Linked DNA regions of Mus musculus: all the other regions are linked to region 2. A link is a loop called in an ENCODE intact Hi-C map of the cell type or tissue named here. Cell type or tissue: left cerebral cortex. All regions are shown on one strand. Links, peaks and the distances in the headings refer to the core of each region. The heading gives the core; the rest is flanking DNA.

Region 1 (4,626 bases), core at 1,198-3,697, 250 kb after region 2:
AATGAATTATATAGTCCTTTAGGCAGAAGGGACTTCAAAAGTGTATCGGGAGGAATCCAGGAGCCAGGTTTTCAACGAGGAACAGGACAGGGAGAAGGAAAAGAATCCTTCCAGGAGTCAGGGTCCTGGGAGGCTGAGCTTGACGAGGTCCAAGGATCCAGGGCCTCAGCAAAGTTTGAAAACCAGGGAGGGAAAGACCCTGGCTGGTCAGGCCAGAAGCCTGGTCCCTGTGGAAGCAGGCATCAGGTGCAGTCTGGGACTGAAGTTGGATCAGCAAAGAGAGCAACCCCACAGGGGGCCGGAGGGCTGGAGCCTTGGGCTGGCAGTGAGGATAGAGGGTCTCTGAGAGAACCTTGGAGTGAAGACAGGAGGCAAGGCCCCCACAGGCACCTTGGCAGCAGGAGAGATACCCAAGAGGGCAGGTCAGATGTCTGTGGCCAGGCACAAGATGCTACCCAGAGCCCCAGATCCAGATACCAGCCTGGCACTGGCCGCTCTTCTTCAGAGGCCCGAGGTAGGTACTCCCAGCTGGTGGCTCTTATAGGGTGGAGCCAGAGGGTAGAGTCCTTGGACACAGGGGTGCCTACTTGCCAGTTCTACCTTCGGCACAGGAACTCATCACTACCGGTGTCTCTATTTCCCAGAATCCCTTGCAAATTCAAGGAGCCTCCGCTCCTGCTCCTTTCCTCTCCCCGTGCAGAAGGGATCCAAGCTATGTGAAACTCAAAGGTCTGCTTGGTGTTAACTCTTGAAACTCCATGTCCAAGGTCCCAGAGTATTAGCTTGCCTCTGTGACTCCAAATGCCTCTCTGTGGGACTCGGGGGGTATATGTGGGGGGTTCTTTATATCTCCCTTACACCCTGATCTCTGTGCCAGCCTAGGGAAATGAGAAGCCGGGCATTGCGTCTTACTGAGCCCTGTGGGCAGGACCATAGAGGCTCCCCAGAATTCAACACAGGCCAAAGCTGGGCTGTGGGGACTTCCTTTGTATCTCTCTAGGCTCCATGGACCACTTCTCTCAGGGTCTGACTGATACAGAGGTGCAACTGGGGGAAGCCGCCATAGTCTCCTGTACTCTTGCCAGTGACCTGGGACCTGGCACGTGGTTCAAGGATGGAGTCAAGGTACTGACACCTCACACCTCATAGCCCGCCTTGCCTAACTAGTGGGGTCAGGGACCATGGCAAAGCAGAGAAGTAGACCGAAGAGACTTTATAGAAGTTTTCACTCTATTTCACTATTTTACTGATGTTTCTACTTTGGGAGACATTTAGACAGTGGGTGTGTGGTGTGTTTTGAATAAACACATTATGAATCTTGAATGACACTCTCCCATTATCCTCTCTCACGAGTTCCACTCAGCCTCCAAGGCCTTATGCAAGCCCATTGGTCTCATCCTGACCAGCTGGGCTCACTGGTCTCTCTGAGCAGCTTCTCTGAGCCCCATCAAAGTGGTCACACCAGGTGGCACAGCACGGTGGTGTCAGTGGAGTCTGACTCCTGATCCCTGCTCTTCTGTTAGCAATTATGTGACCGCGGACAAGTTGTTCAATAACAGCGCTCATCTCCTAGGGCTGATTTGAGAGTTGATGGCCAGCTGGGGCTCACTGGTCTCTCTGAGCAGCCACTGATCTCTGAGAAGCATGGACAGGCATAGGTGGCAAGTGGTAACAACCATGTAGTCCACAGGGCAGTTATTAGTGCTGAACTGGGCAGGGTGGGAGTGGCCATCTCCATGGTGATCTTTGCCTCCAGCTCACTGCCCAAGATGGAGTCATCTTTGAGCAAGATGGGCTCACGCACAGACTGATTCTCACCCACGTGGAGGGGACCCAGGCTGGGAAATACACTTTTGTAGCCGGCTGCCAGCACAGCGAGGCCAGCCTGACCGTGCAGGGTGAGGCCCACCACCAGGTGAAATGTTCCTCTATGGAAGCCCTGAATCCTTCACTTGCCTGCAATCTTCTCAGTCTATGAAGATTGTTTATGAAGCCAACCCATGCCTTCCCCAACCCAGCGTCTTATCTATCTCCTTCCTTACTAGGAAGTTCTCGGTGAGGTCTGACCCTGGCCTTCTCTGCTGCAGACCCAGCCCATTCCCTTTACTAGTCCTCATGAGGTGGGGTAGGGAGTTCCTTCTCCAGGCTCTTCCCATGATCCCCAGTGGCCCAGAACTTGGTCCTCTCTGATTCTTTTACTCTTTTTCTTTTTTTTTTTAATCTCCAGATCCCCCCACCATTGCTCCAGATGTGACAGAGACACTGAGAGAGCCACTGGTGTTCAAGGCTGGGAAGCCAGTCACCGTGAAAATCCCTTTCCAGAGCCGCCTCCCTGTTCAGGCTGCCTGGAGGAAAGATGGGAACGAGGTGGTGGGCGGCGACCACAAGGGCATCCAACTGGCTCTGGCAGATGGCTACACATGGCTGTGCCTCCCCAGCGTGTGCAGGAAGGACAGTGGCCGGTACAGCGTGACGCTGAGGAGCGAGGGAGGCTGTGTGCAGGCTGAGTTCACCCTGCAAGTTATAGGTGCTGACCCTGCCTGTTCTCCAGCCAGGGCCCCAGGGTTCTGGGGTCCCAGGACCTCCCTGGGAGCCTGGACCGGTCTGGGGATGGACTCTGCTAGCCTTGGTCTTTATTTGCATGAGAGTTAAGATCCTAAGCCACCCCTACTGACCCATTTTCCCTGTCCCCAGACTGCCTAGGAAGAAGAGATAGGCCAAGACCAGGTACAGGCTGGTGGACCCTGTTGTGTGAGCTCTAACACAACAGTCTGGGGGGAAGATTAGTGGAATGGTGGCCCCTAGTCTGTACCAGCAAGGTCAGATTGCCTGTACAAGAGGACTAAGCAGAAGGTCATGCTGGCTACTGAATAGGGCTAGGTACAGGCTGGAGGTCCCATTCCATCTCCTAAGGCAGGACTGGGGAAGTAGAGACCAGAGACACCAAGAGACATTTGGAACCTACCCAGGAGCTCCGCCTTGCCTCAGCCTCTGGCTGTGTCAGGAACCATGTGTATCTCTGGGCTGTCCATCCCTTTACAGACTTATCCGATGATGAGGGGGTTAAGTAACATGCCCCCTCCCAGCTTCTCTGACTCCTCTCTCCTCCTGTTTCTCTCCACGGGTCCTCAGACAAGCCTCAGCCCCCACAAGGACCCCTGGAGGTTCAGGATTGCCACAGAGCAGGTGTCTGCCTCCGCTGGCTACCCCCGAGGGACAACGGGGGCCAGGTCATACAACACTATGTGGTGGAGAGGCGACAGGCTGGAAGGAGCACTTGGTTGAAGGTGGGCGAGCCCCCATCAGACAGTACCAGCTTCACCGACACCAGCGTGGAGCAGGGAAAGAAATATGCCTTCCGTGTGCGGGCTGTGACCTCAGTGGGAGCCGGAGATGCCCTGGAGTCAGAGGAGGTGTTGGTGGCTCCTGAGGGTGAGAGAACAGATAACATTTGGATACAGAACTCCTCTGCTCTCTCTACTATGGCCAGGATACAGCCTGAGAGTCACTAGCTATGCTTTGGGGATGGGAATGGGGTGGGACTTGAGGCCTTTGTAGAGCACAGTAGACATACCTTACTATGACTTCTTTTGGGATTTGGTAGCCTTTTACGGTTCTTTGAGGCTGAGACACACAGCCCCCTTCTCTCAGGACCTGCATAATGGCCAACATCATTCTCTAATCACGTGTCCTTGTTCTGGAGCAAGCTATCAGTAGGTGAGGTTAAGGGATCTCAGAACTGGCTCCAACCAAGGCAGGAGAGCATTTTCTGTCCTATCATCTCTGTCCCAGAACAGCAAGTATAGTGTGACAAGAAACGCTGAGTCAGCACTGGAATGCTTGAGACGGCAGAGTGTGACTGTGCCCCTAGATTCCCGTGCCCTCTCCTCACAGCCCCACCTCCCACAAGCTGGTACTTCTGCTGACTGGCTTCCCTCTGCCCTCAGCTCTCCCGGGGCCCCCTTCTGCCCCAGCCATCCTGTCAGCCTCCAGTCAGAGCATCACTCTCACATGGGGGGCACCACAGGGCCCTGGCAGTAACCACATCCTGGGCTACCTGATCGAGAAGCACAAGAAGGGGAGCAACACCTGGATGGCTGTGAATGAGCAGCCCGTGTCTGGTGAGTTGGTCTGAGGGCAGCTTCTCGCTGACACCATTCCAAGCTGCCTTAAAGCCCCTCCTGGCTACAGCGTCCCTTGGTGTCACTAGTGAGAATCAGTTTAACATAGATGCTGTTCAGCTGATGTGGTTTTGTCCCCATTGTGGGGGCATTTAGCAACGCCTAGAGCTATTTGTGACAGTCACAGCTGGGTGGAGAATACATGCTCTTGACATCTTGTGTGAAGAAGACAAGGATGCTGCTAAACACCCCACCCCCAAACCCCAAAGATTCACCCAGCAAGGTCTATCAGCAGAGGACCCCTAGAATAGAAGTGTCGGACTGGAAGCCAGCTCTCCTTCCTACCCCCTCACACACACTTCAGGCTTTGACCATGGGCAGCCCGCTTCCTCTGTAGATCTCGGTTTCCTTGCTGATGACACAGACAGAAGGGGCCCCACCCTCTAGTTAGTATCCTAGGAGCTAGCTGCTTCCAGAGATAAGAAAAAATCTGGACGAGACTGAG
Region 2 (4,626 bases), core at 935-3,434:
TGTGTGTGTGTGTGTGTGTGTGTCTGTGTGTGTGTGTGTGTGTGTGTGTGTGTGTGTGTGCGTGCTAGGTTGTATCGGAAGTAAGAAGGATTCTGAGCACTCTGACTTCGGGTAGGGGTGCAGCCTTGGTTTCTGTAAGCCCCATTTCTTCATCCTGGAATTGAGGCTAGCCGGCATGAATCCTTTCTTTATTCTCTCATCCGGATTCAGAAGGCTATGCAGGGGACAGACTCTAGAAGTTACCAACAAGCTGCTTCTTTGAGACCCCAGATTCCCAGCAGCCCAGCTGCATCATTCCCCACCCCCACCCCTGATCTTTGGGCTGTTGCAGCTGCCATCTCTGGCTGGGCAGCGCCCTGGCCCAGTCCCAGGCTATACACCCTCTAGCTGACGTGCCTATCCCTTCCTGCGAGCTTAGACCTGCCTTTGGTCTAGGCTTGGCTCATCCCAACCTGTCAGACAGGGACGGTGATGAGACATGAGCCCGGGAAAGGTGGAGAAGAAGGTCAGGGTGACCGTCATACCCCAAAGGACCTGGATCAGGGGTGGTACCTGGGGGGCATCATTCCTGGGGAGGGCAGGAGCAGAGCACCAGGGCTTCACTATCGATGATGGTCTGTGCCTTTAAGCAAAGAGAACGATGTGGCTGAGCTTGCTGCACTGACCTTTCTACCCAGTTTGCTCATCCGCCTCTCCTCTCTCCCTGCCTGTGACAGGTGCCCCCCGTGTACGTACTCCGGAGGTCGACGGACGGGGCCCCAGTGCAAGTCTTTGTGCCTGAGAACGGAGAGATTATCAGCCAAGTGTAACTCTTCTGAACGCCTTGCCTCGTGCGGGAAAAGACTTTTCTATTGGAGCTGGGGTCGAGGACCCCCTCACCCTTAAGTGCTTCTTTCATCTCCCCTCCCCTCATCGCAGGCCGATGATGCAGAGCTGAGACCTTTCGGTTTTTTTACATGTGTTTCCCAGAAGTCCTGACCTGAGGATTTATATCTGTGATTTGTCTTATTCTTTAATAACATGATTATGCTTTATCCCCCAGAGTCTGGCCTTTTGGACTAATGTCGAGCTGGACTAATCGACAGCATTTGTCTCCTTATGTAGGACAAGTGGCATAGAGGGCCCCTTGAGACGTCCCATATGCTCTGGGCCCTCTTTCTGAGATACCTGTTGCTTCTTAAGGCTGGAGGCCGGATGTGGGACTCCCTCAACAGGGACTCTTCCCTTGTTTCCCAGATGCTGGGCAGAACTCTCCTCTCCCCTTCAGGGCACAGGCATTTCTGTCATGGTGTTCTTCCCATACCCTACAGTAGTCCCAACCTCCACTTGCCATATTGTATGGCTTCTGAGCCCCTTCCCCAGTGCATAGATGCCCCCCCCCCAACCCAGTGTATTCTCTGGATCCCTAAGTGCCTTAGATCCTGAGCCACAGAGCTGAGAGACTTCTGAGTGCTAGTGCCTCCCCACACCTGAGCATCCTTCACATTAATTAACTTATTGGTCTTACCTAACAGCTATCTCGTGTGGTTGCACCGTGGCGGTGCCCTCCGTTACAGGGCAACCTTGTGCCAAATACTTCAATAAAATCTGATTGGCCCAGCTGAGGATGAAGGATTCTGTGTGTGTGCTGAGTTGTTTTTTTTGTTTGTTTGTTTGTTTTGACCAAGCACAGAGTGGGCTCCTTGAGATGGCTGCCTGGTTTGGTCATGACTCTAGGGAGCAAGCAGAGTGACAGACAGAAACTCAAGCTGCTTCTCTGAGCACAGGGAATCCAGCAAAGCTCCTCAAGGTCTCCAGAGCCTGAACTTTTAGCTCAACTGTTAAAATCTGGAAAGCCCAGATTCCATTTTCAGCACCCTCATGGCAGCTCCATGGAGTAACCTTGGAAGGCACTTCAGCGCTTTGTGATCCCTTTTTCTCTGGCTTCAGATGGCCCAGGCTCAGTGGTTTGAGGCTTATTTGAAATTGTTCTTGTGGCTGGAAAAACAGGCGTTCCTTGGGTAAGGAGGGGCTCTCCATAAGACCCCTTCTGTGTTTTTGCAAAAGGTGGAGAGGGAGGGGTAGTAGGAGGAGAGGGGTGTTGGAGGGAGGCTGCAACTTTTTCTGCTGCCCTGTAGGGGGTGCTCAGGACTTGAGAGCAGAGCGCCTGCTATGGCTACAGTTTCTGGAGAGCTTGTGGCCTGAGTCTGAGGTAGCAGCTCTGTGTCAGGCAGAGAAAGGGGTCTCTGTTTTGCCTGTCCCTCTCCACAGTCAAGGAAGAGGTAGGTCACAAAGGGCCAGGCAGATGGCTATGCAGGGGTGACGCCAGTGCTGCACTTGGTGGCCAGCCCTAGAGACTGTAGGAATCTGGCTTTCAAGGACCTGGCTTTATTAGGCTGGGGGTTGTTCCATGCTAGGGGTTGGGTGGGAAGGGAAGAGAGTTCCAGGGCCTCTAGAGAAGCTGTGGGCATCCTTATCTCAGACCTGAACATCAATGTAGCTATTAACTGTGGCCAGTAAGGACTTGATTTTGGATGTAACTTATTTTGTGGTAAGTTTGAACTTTATTTTTCCTGTGTTGGGGATGGAACCCAGGGTTTCACACTTGTCAGGCAGGTATTTGGTTTTGTGTTTTAGCCATCTGTCATCTGTTAGGCCCAGAAAAATACATTTTAGGGTTTTTTTTTTTAAATGTATATGGGCGTACCATGTGTGTGCAGTGCCCACTTTGGCTAGATGAGGGCATCAGCTTCCCTGGAACTGGAGTTACCGTGAGCACTTTTAACCGTTGAGCCATCTCTCCAGTTCCCACCCCCAATTCCAGGTAAAGCTTGATCAGAGGGTTCTGTTGTAATAATCTTTCTAGGTGGCAAAGAGGTTGAAGTATCTATATATCTATATAGCTATAGATATATAGATATGGGAGGCTGTTAAGAAAAAATGGGGGATAGCTAAGTTCTTGTAAGCAGCCAGCCTTGAAATGTGCCAGTGTGAGGAACTGGTTGGGCATAACTCCTTTCAGTTTCAGTCCATAGGCTAGCTCTACACCTGAGCATCCATGTCTGGGAGTTGCAGGCACGTTAGAGTCCTTAGCCTCCCCTCCTGGATGGCAGAAGGGACATCCTAGAGAATGGGAAAGAACCCTCTGCTAAGAACAGCTTCAGAACCTGACCTTAAGACATCAGAACCACAGATAGAAACTTCCCTGGGAGCCAGCTTGAGTCTGAGATTGCCACAGGAGATCCTTGGCTGGTGCCTGCATGACCCATAAGGAGTCAGGGTTCTTCAAGGGGGGTTGTGCACTTTCCCCAGAAACAGGAGATAAAATGGGAAACTAGCAAACAGGACCTAGCATGGGCACTGTCCAGTCAGTTCTTGTGGTTCTGTTTTGTTTGTTTGTTTGTTTTTTCTCTTCTCTTCTCTTCTCTTCTCTTCTCTTCTTTTCTTCCCCCTCCCCTTTCCCCCCTCCCCTCCCCTCCCCTCCCCTCCCCTCCCCTCCCCTCTTCTTTTCTTTTCTTTTCTTCTTTTCTTTTCTTTTCTTTTCTTTTCTTTTCTTTTCTTTTCTCTTCTTATTCTGCCCTCATGCCATGGATAAATGCAGAGCCTCAGGACATGCTGAACAAGTGTTCTGCTATCTCCAACCCTGTCCTTGTAAATGGTCAGGCTGCCTCCTGCAGCCTTCCCCTATACTAAACCTGCATCACTAAGAAGACCAGACTCTCATCAGGCCTGACTGCTGGTCTCATTACAAGCTGTTGGATCCTGTCCTGGGTGGGCAAATGAATCTACACTCCGAGGAGAGAAATCTGAACAGAGTAACATTTCGGTCATCGATGTACGATGTCTTGTTAGAGCCAAGTTTATCAGGTAAGCAGTTTTCTGTAGGCCTGGGTATCACTAATCTTACTGAGGCAGTTTGGAAGTGATAATGGCTCCCTGGCCCTTGCTAGAGATGTCACTCTAAGGGCTATCCCTTTCATAACTACTCTCTAAGGCCTGCTCCTTCTGCAGGCTCATCTCCCTCAGAGGCCTGGAGCTTAGCTGGGCGTTGATATGGTCTGAGATATTGAAAGCTCACCTAGAGGCAACTAGACGTTCAGTGGAGCCCTAGATGTTTAAAGCCTGTAGGTAGTATGGAAAGATCTTTCCATACTACCTACAGGCCAATAACCTCTTAACCAACACTTGATTTTTAGACTAGAGGTGTCCAAATTCCAAGTTCTTATAGCCCTAATCCTTTAAAATTTAATTTCACTTTATTTCTTTACCATGTGTGTGCATACACATGTACAATGTGCATGCATGCCATGGCATATGTGTGGAGGTCAAAGAACAACTTCCAGGAGATGGGTCTCTCCACCACATGGGTCTAGAACATTAAGCTTAGACTGTCAGACTTCTTGGCCAGCTGGATAACCTGCTGTGTTATTCTGTTGGCCTTTGCCTCCTTCCCTCTCCCTCCTCCTCCTCTTTCATTTCCTCTTCCTCTTCCTCCTTCTCTTCCTCCTCTTCCCTCTTCCTCTTCCTCCTCCTCTTCTAGACAGAGTCTGGCTAAATTACTCAAGCTTGTGATTCTCCTGCCTCAACCTCCTGGTTAGGATTACAAGAATGTGCCACCACGTCCCAACCCAAAGCCTATTTATATCT
Region 3 (4,626 bases), core at 1,198-3,697, 97 kb after region 2:
CCTGGGAACGTGCTCCTCAAAGTTCCTGCTGTTGGGTGTTTCCAGAAACCGTGACGTGGGGCCCTTTCCCTCTTTCTGCACAGGATGCTCTGCCTGGGAGAGCTGTCTCAAACACAGAAAAGCAAAGACACCCCCAAACAGATATGCTAGAACTAACAGACACACTGGAGCCCATAGCTCATCCAAGGGAGTCTCCACCAAAACCCACAGACTGAGGACGATGCAGGAACACAGGATCCTTCTGTTATGAATGGGCTGCTACCCACAGGGCTCTTCCCCTGCCAGGCCAAGTGGGGTCTATATGGCGCTTCCTCCCAGGCTTTTGCCCCTGTTACCTGGCACGGGGAAGGAGGCACCTGGCCTTCAGGCATTCCTCTCTGGGTCATCGGTCTTTTCAGTTTGTCCACATGAGATCTGCTGTGAGGTCCTGTGGGCCAAGGAAGGCAAGGTCAGTGGGGCTGCCGACCCCTGATGGGGGGAGTCATCAGAGTCTTGCTTGGGCAGCTACAGCAGGTAGTTGAGAAGGTAGACACACGTTGAAACCTAAGCAACTCCAGGCCAGACAGAACTGGCTCAGCTCTCCCTGCCCAGCACTTTGTCCTTATGGTTTGGGGGAGGCTGAGGGGTAGACTTGCCAGCAAGCTCTTGCTCAGTATGGCTATGTGTGTTGGCAAGCAAGGGAGTACCCTCACTGTTACTGAACCCCAGAAATCTTGGGGCTGCTACCGTCACACAGTGATCCCAGACCCACAGGGAGACTGCATGACCACCTGCCAAGGACTCCACAACCTAGGGGTCAATTGTGCAGGGATTGTCCTTCCAGGAACCCAGTAAAAGGGAACTCCAGGCTAGGCTACACAGAAGGGAGCTGTAGGCCTGCACAAAGGCCGATAGCGTGAACAAGCCTTCCCCACCCATTACCCCTTCCGTTCAGCTTCCCATTTGGAGCCTTCCTCAACCTGACGATAGTGTTCTTCCTCCCAGGACCCTCCAAGGCTCTAAGGGAAGAGGGAGCACTCCCAAACGCCTCTAGGAGAAGGCTCAGCTTCTTAGTCACAGAAAAGACTGACCTGAGGCCCTGCAGGGCTGACTGAGGGGTCCTTCTCTGGTAACAGGCATGTCCGCCTCTCCCAAGAACTCCCGTTCATAGCAGATGCTGAAATGGGAGCAGAGCAGGCTGAAACCCATCCACAGAGGTACCAGTGAACATCCAATCAGAGTGCAGGAGCCTTCACGCCAGGGCTGGTTCTGCTAGAGCTTGACTCTAGCTGTCCTTGCCTCTGAGGGAGCAAGCCAAACTCACGGCTGCTTCCACTCCTGCTCAATGCTTCCCCTACTCTTCTCACACTCTGCACGACCTCAAGCCCTCTTAGGGCCCTAGCTGTCAGTCCTGATGACACATGGGCTCACCTGGGAAGCTGTGGTGAGGACCATTGGCTGGGGAACCCACTCTAGACACGGGTAGTTTTGAAAGCTCCAGATATTGCTCATGTGCAACTGAAACCGAGAAGTGTTCTGGGCCTTTCCAGCCCGCGTCATTAGGAACACTTCTGTACTCTCGGTACACCTAACGGGTCCTAATTGGTCACCATTGTACCACGTGACACCCACCCACCCACAGCAGAGCCCAGGTCTGGTGCTTCTGTATTGCCACACTACCTAGCACCATGGTGACCCAAAGACATGGCTACCCTTCAAGCAATCTGGGCTGCATTCAAGAGGCCTCTTTGGACTGGAGTGAGGCGTTGGCAGTCCTGACTAGGGAAGTAGTTGTTCAGCTGGCTTCTGCCCTGTCTTCCCAATGAGACTGCTATTCAGTTGGCCCGTCCGGAGCAGAAGTCCCACTGGGAACCCAGCCCCTGAGTTATGATGGCTAAGTGGCTCTACAGCATCATATGCCACTTAAATCACAGCTGGGATTGACGTGATGGGAGTGTGGTGGTTGGAATGGGAGTGGCCATGTTGGAGTAGGTGTGGTCTTGGAGGAAGTGTGTCTCTGTGGGGGTGGGCTTGGAGACCCTCCTCCTAGCTGCCTTCTCCTGTTTGCCTTCGGAACCAGATGTAGAACCCTCAGTTCCTCCTCCAGCACCATGCCTGCCTGGATGCTGCCATGCTTCCTGCCATAATGATAATGGACTGAACCTCTGAACCTGTAAGCCAGCCCCAATTAAATGTTGTCCTTATAAGAGTTACCTTGGTCATGGTGTCTCTTCATAGCCATGGAAACCTAAGACAGAACTACCCAAATCTGACAACTGACCTTATCATTCACAGTTTCCTATAGTGTACGCTACTGCTGGAGGCCCTTTCTTAAACTGTACTATGTAACCAATACATTTCAGTGCCTTCCAACTGAGAAATCACAGAAAGGTTGGCTTAGGTTTGTGGCCGATGTTGGCAAGAGTCTGCCCCCTGCTGGCCAAAGACACCCCTTCAGGCCAGGTTTGCCCTCTTGTGCTAGGGGTGTAGAGTGGTCTCCAAGGACACATAGCTAACAAAGGACATTATACAAATTTCAGGATGCCTCCTTCCCTCTCAAACATATCTCAGAATTCATATTCCCGTGGCCAGCAGTTACCACTGTTACCTGGAAAACACTGGGTTGTTTCTATGGCTGCTGTTGCCATAGGCAACATTGGCATTGGCGTTGTTGGTATTGGCACGAGCAAGAGGGTGGGTGCCTGGGTTCTGAGGGAAGTCCTCCAAGAAGACTGGTGACTCCAGCTCTTCCATCTCTATTTCAGCAAATTGGAGGGGTCTTTGGTTGGCCATGACAGGGGGCAGAGAGTTGGTCCTTTCCAGGAAGTTGTCCACTTGACCAAACAGGCCTCCCGTCCTCTAGAGGCAAGGGGGAGAGTGAGAAGGCAATGACTGGATATGAGGAGTTCCCTGGGGTTGGGTGGTTGGCTGACAACCTGGGAAGAAAGTGTTAGGAACAAGCAACCTTTAAGGCCAGAAGATAATGCCCTGAAAGACAATACTAGAATACAGTTCACCCTCAGCAAGGTCTAACTTTGATGAACAGACAGGAACCATACAGGTAACGCACACATGGGAACATGGCACACTGAATTGGGAGTCTGCAGAACTCTGTTCTAGCTCCCCCCTAGTTGATTGATATGGGACATTGCATGTCTTCTATTTGGGCCACCATTTCACAAAATCCAATAGAGTTTAATAGGGTGTCCATGAAGAATCGTCAAGATCCCATGGCTTATAACTCTCCACAGAACTAAATATCAGGGGTAGCCTGAATGGAAATGAAATTACCCTTGGGCAATGAAAATAGATATGGGGAATGTAGGAAACGACCGTGTATCATATTTAGTGCATTGGGGCCATAGATTCTGAGTCCCAAAAGATATGGGTGGCAAGGTGTAACTTTAGCTCCCAAATCCATCTTCTGTACATCCTGGCTTCTAGCCTTTCTCTCTCTTGCTCCCTGCTGTGCCTGGTCCCTTAGAAGTGGCCATGGCCTTCACTCACCCGGAATATCCCCTCCTCCATGGCAGCCTCTACCATGGCCCTCTCCAGTTCCTCCTCTGCTGTCAGGTCTCCAGAGATGGCACGGTGGATCTCAGGAGCTGCCTCTTCCTCTATGGTCCGTAATCCAGCCTAGGGGTGGTGAAGTATCAGGGTGATCGTGCATTCCAGGAGTTGGGACCACAAATGCTTTTCCTGGCCCCACTTGTTTTGAATCCCTGAACCTCTAGCTCTCCTGAAACCTGTTCTCCAGCTTGGACCAATATCACAGGGCTCTGAGGGCCCACGGTCCTGTTCTGGCCTGAGGGAGACAATCTGCATTCTGAAAAGAATGTAAGGGCCTTTCTGGGATTGTGTAGGTAGAGACTTTGTATCCCTTCCACCCAAGCCTCTCAGTGGAGAATCTTTTTGTTGATATGTGTTTTTTAGCCAATGAAATGTTATATATCAGAAGCAAAAAAGCAAATCAAAATGAATGCCACCTGATAATTTTCAAAAAGGACACAGGATCATGTCTGTGACATTCTTACCTAAAACGTACATTTTCAGTCTTGTATGAGGAAACATCATACCAACCCAGACTGAGGGACAGCTGGCCTGTGTCCTCAAAAGAGTCAAGGTCACATTAAGGAAGGACTGCCAAGTGACTGATTCCAGAAAGCAAGGTACCAAGGCAGGATGCTGTGCATGCAAGGTGTATGATCCTGAGTTGGATTCTTTTTCATTGAGGTGAGGAATGGAGGGTAGCTATGAATCAACACTAACTTCCTAGTTTTAGTGGTTGTATTGTGGCTATGTAGGAGAATTATGTAGGGCAAGGCCATGTTTTCTGGAAATTTACGCTAAAGTATTCTGAGCTGAGGGGGTGTCATGTAAGTTATCCTTAAATGGCTCATATCAAAATGTGCAATTGTGTAAAAGATAAAGTTATTTCAAAACTGCAAAGGCAATTCGAATTCTTATTGAACACGTGGCCCACATGTGTGTGTGTGTGTGTTTGTGGTTGTGTGTGTGTGGTTGTTGTTGTTGTTTTTTTGAGACAGGGTTTCTTTGTGTAGCCCTGGCTGTCCTGAAACTCACTCGGTAGAGCAGGCCGGCCTCAAACTCAGAAATCTGCCTGCCTCTGCCTCCCAAGTGCTGGGA

Evidence for each region. Peaks named below come from ENCODE experiments on the same cell type or tissue, not always from the same donor. Only the 100,000 strongest peaks of a DNase experiment are listed, where the experiment ranks them.
Region 1: it touches region 2 in a loop (2.0-fold over the local background); 3 of 42 quality-filtered maps call a loop at or near these places.
Region 3: it touches region 2 in a loop (2.3-fold over the local background); 3 of 42 quality-filtered maps call a loop at or near these places.

Annotation. Positions count from the first base shown.
Region 1 is chr1:135,962,564-135,967,189 of GRCm38, reverse strand. Igfn1 (immunoglobulin-like and fibronectin type III domain containing 1) reads left to right here. Exons shown (of 27, transcript NM_177642.3): 15 at 1-514; 16 at 1,001-1,125; 17 at 1,757-1,898; 18 at 2,228-2,527; 19 at 3,133-3,432; 20 at 3,948-4,121. Among named protein-coding and RNA genes, the nearest start is that of Igfn1, 41 kb to the left of the region's middle. In left cerebral cortex, for the core only: no CTCF peak of the experiment used is centred there; a DNase peak (open chromatin) is centred at 2,387.
Region 2 is chr1:136,210,509-136,215,134 of GRCm38, reverse strand. It overlaps Mroh3 (maestro heat-like repeat family member 3), which reads left to right and starts at 2,315. Exons shown (of 23, transcript NM_001329610.2): 1 at 2,315-2,530; 2 at 3,732-3,846. The coding sequence starts at 3,759. Inava (innate immunity activator) reads left to right here. Exons shown (of 10, transcript NM_028872.3): 10 at 717-1,613. The coding sequence ends at 809. In left cerebral cortex, for the core only: a CTCF peak has its summit at 2,124 (motif pointing right); a DNase peak (open chromatin) is centred at 2,145.
Region 3 is chr1:136,114,137-136,118,762 of GRCm38, reverse strand. It overlaps Cacna1s (calcium channel, voltage-dependent, L type, alpha 1S subunit), which reads right to left. Exons shown (of 44, transcript NM_001081023.2): 39 at 3,487-3,615; 40 at 2,588-2,838; 41 at 1,071-1,156; 42 at 321-427; 43 at 1-93. Among named protein-coding and RNA genes, the nearest start is that of Gm15850, 15 kb to the left of the region's middle. In left cerebral cortex, for the core only: a CTCF peak has its summit at 2,425 (motif pointing left); a DNase peak (open chromatin) is centred at 2,421.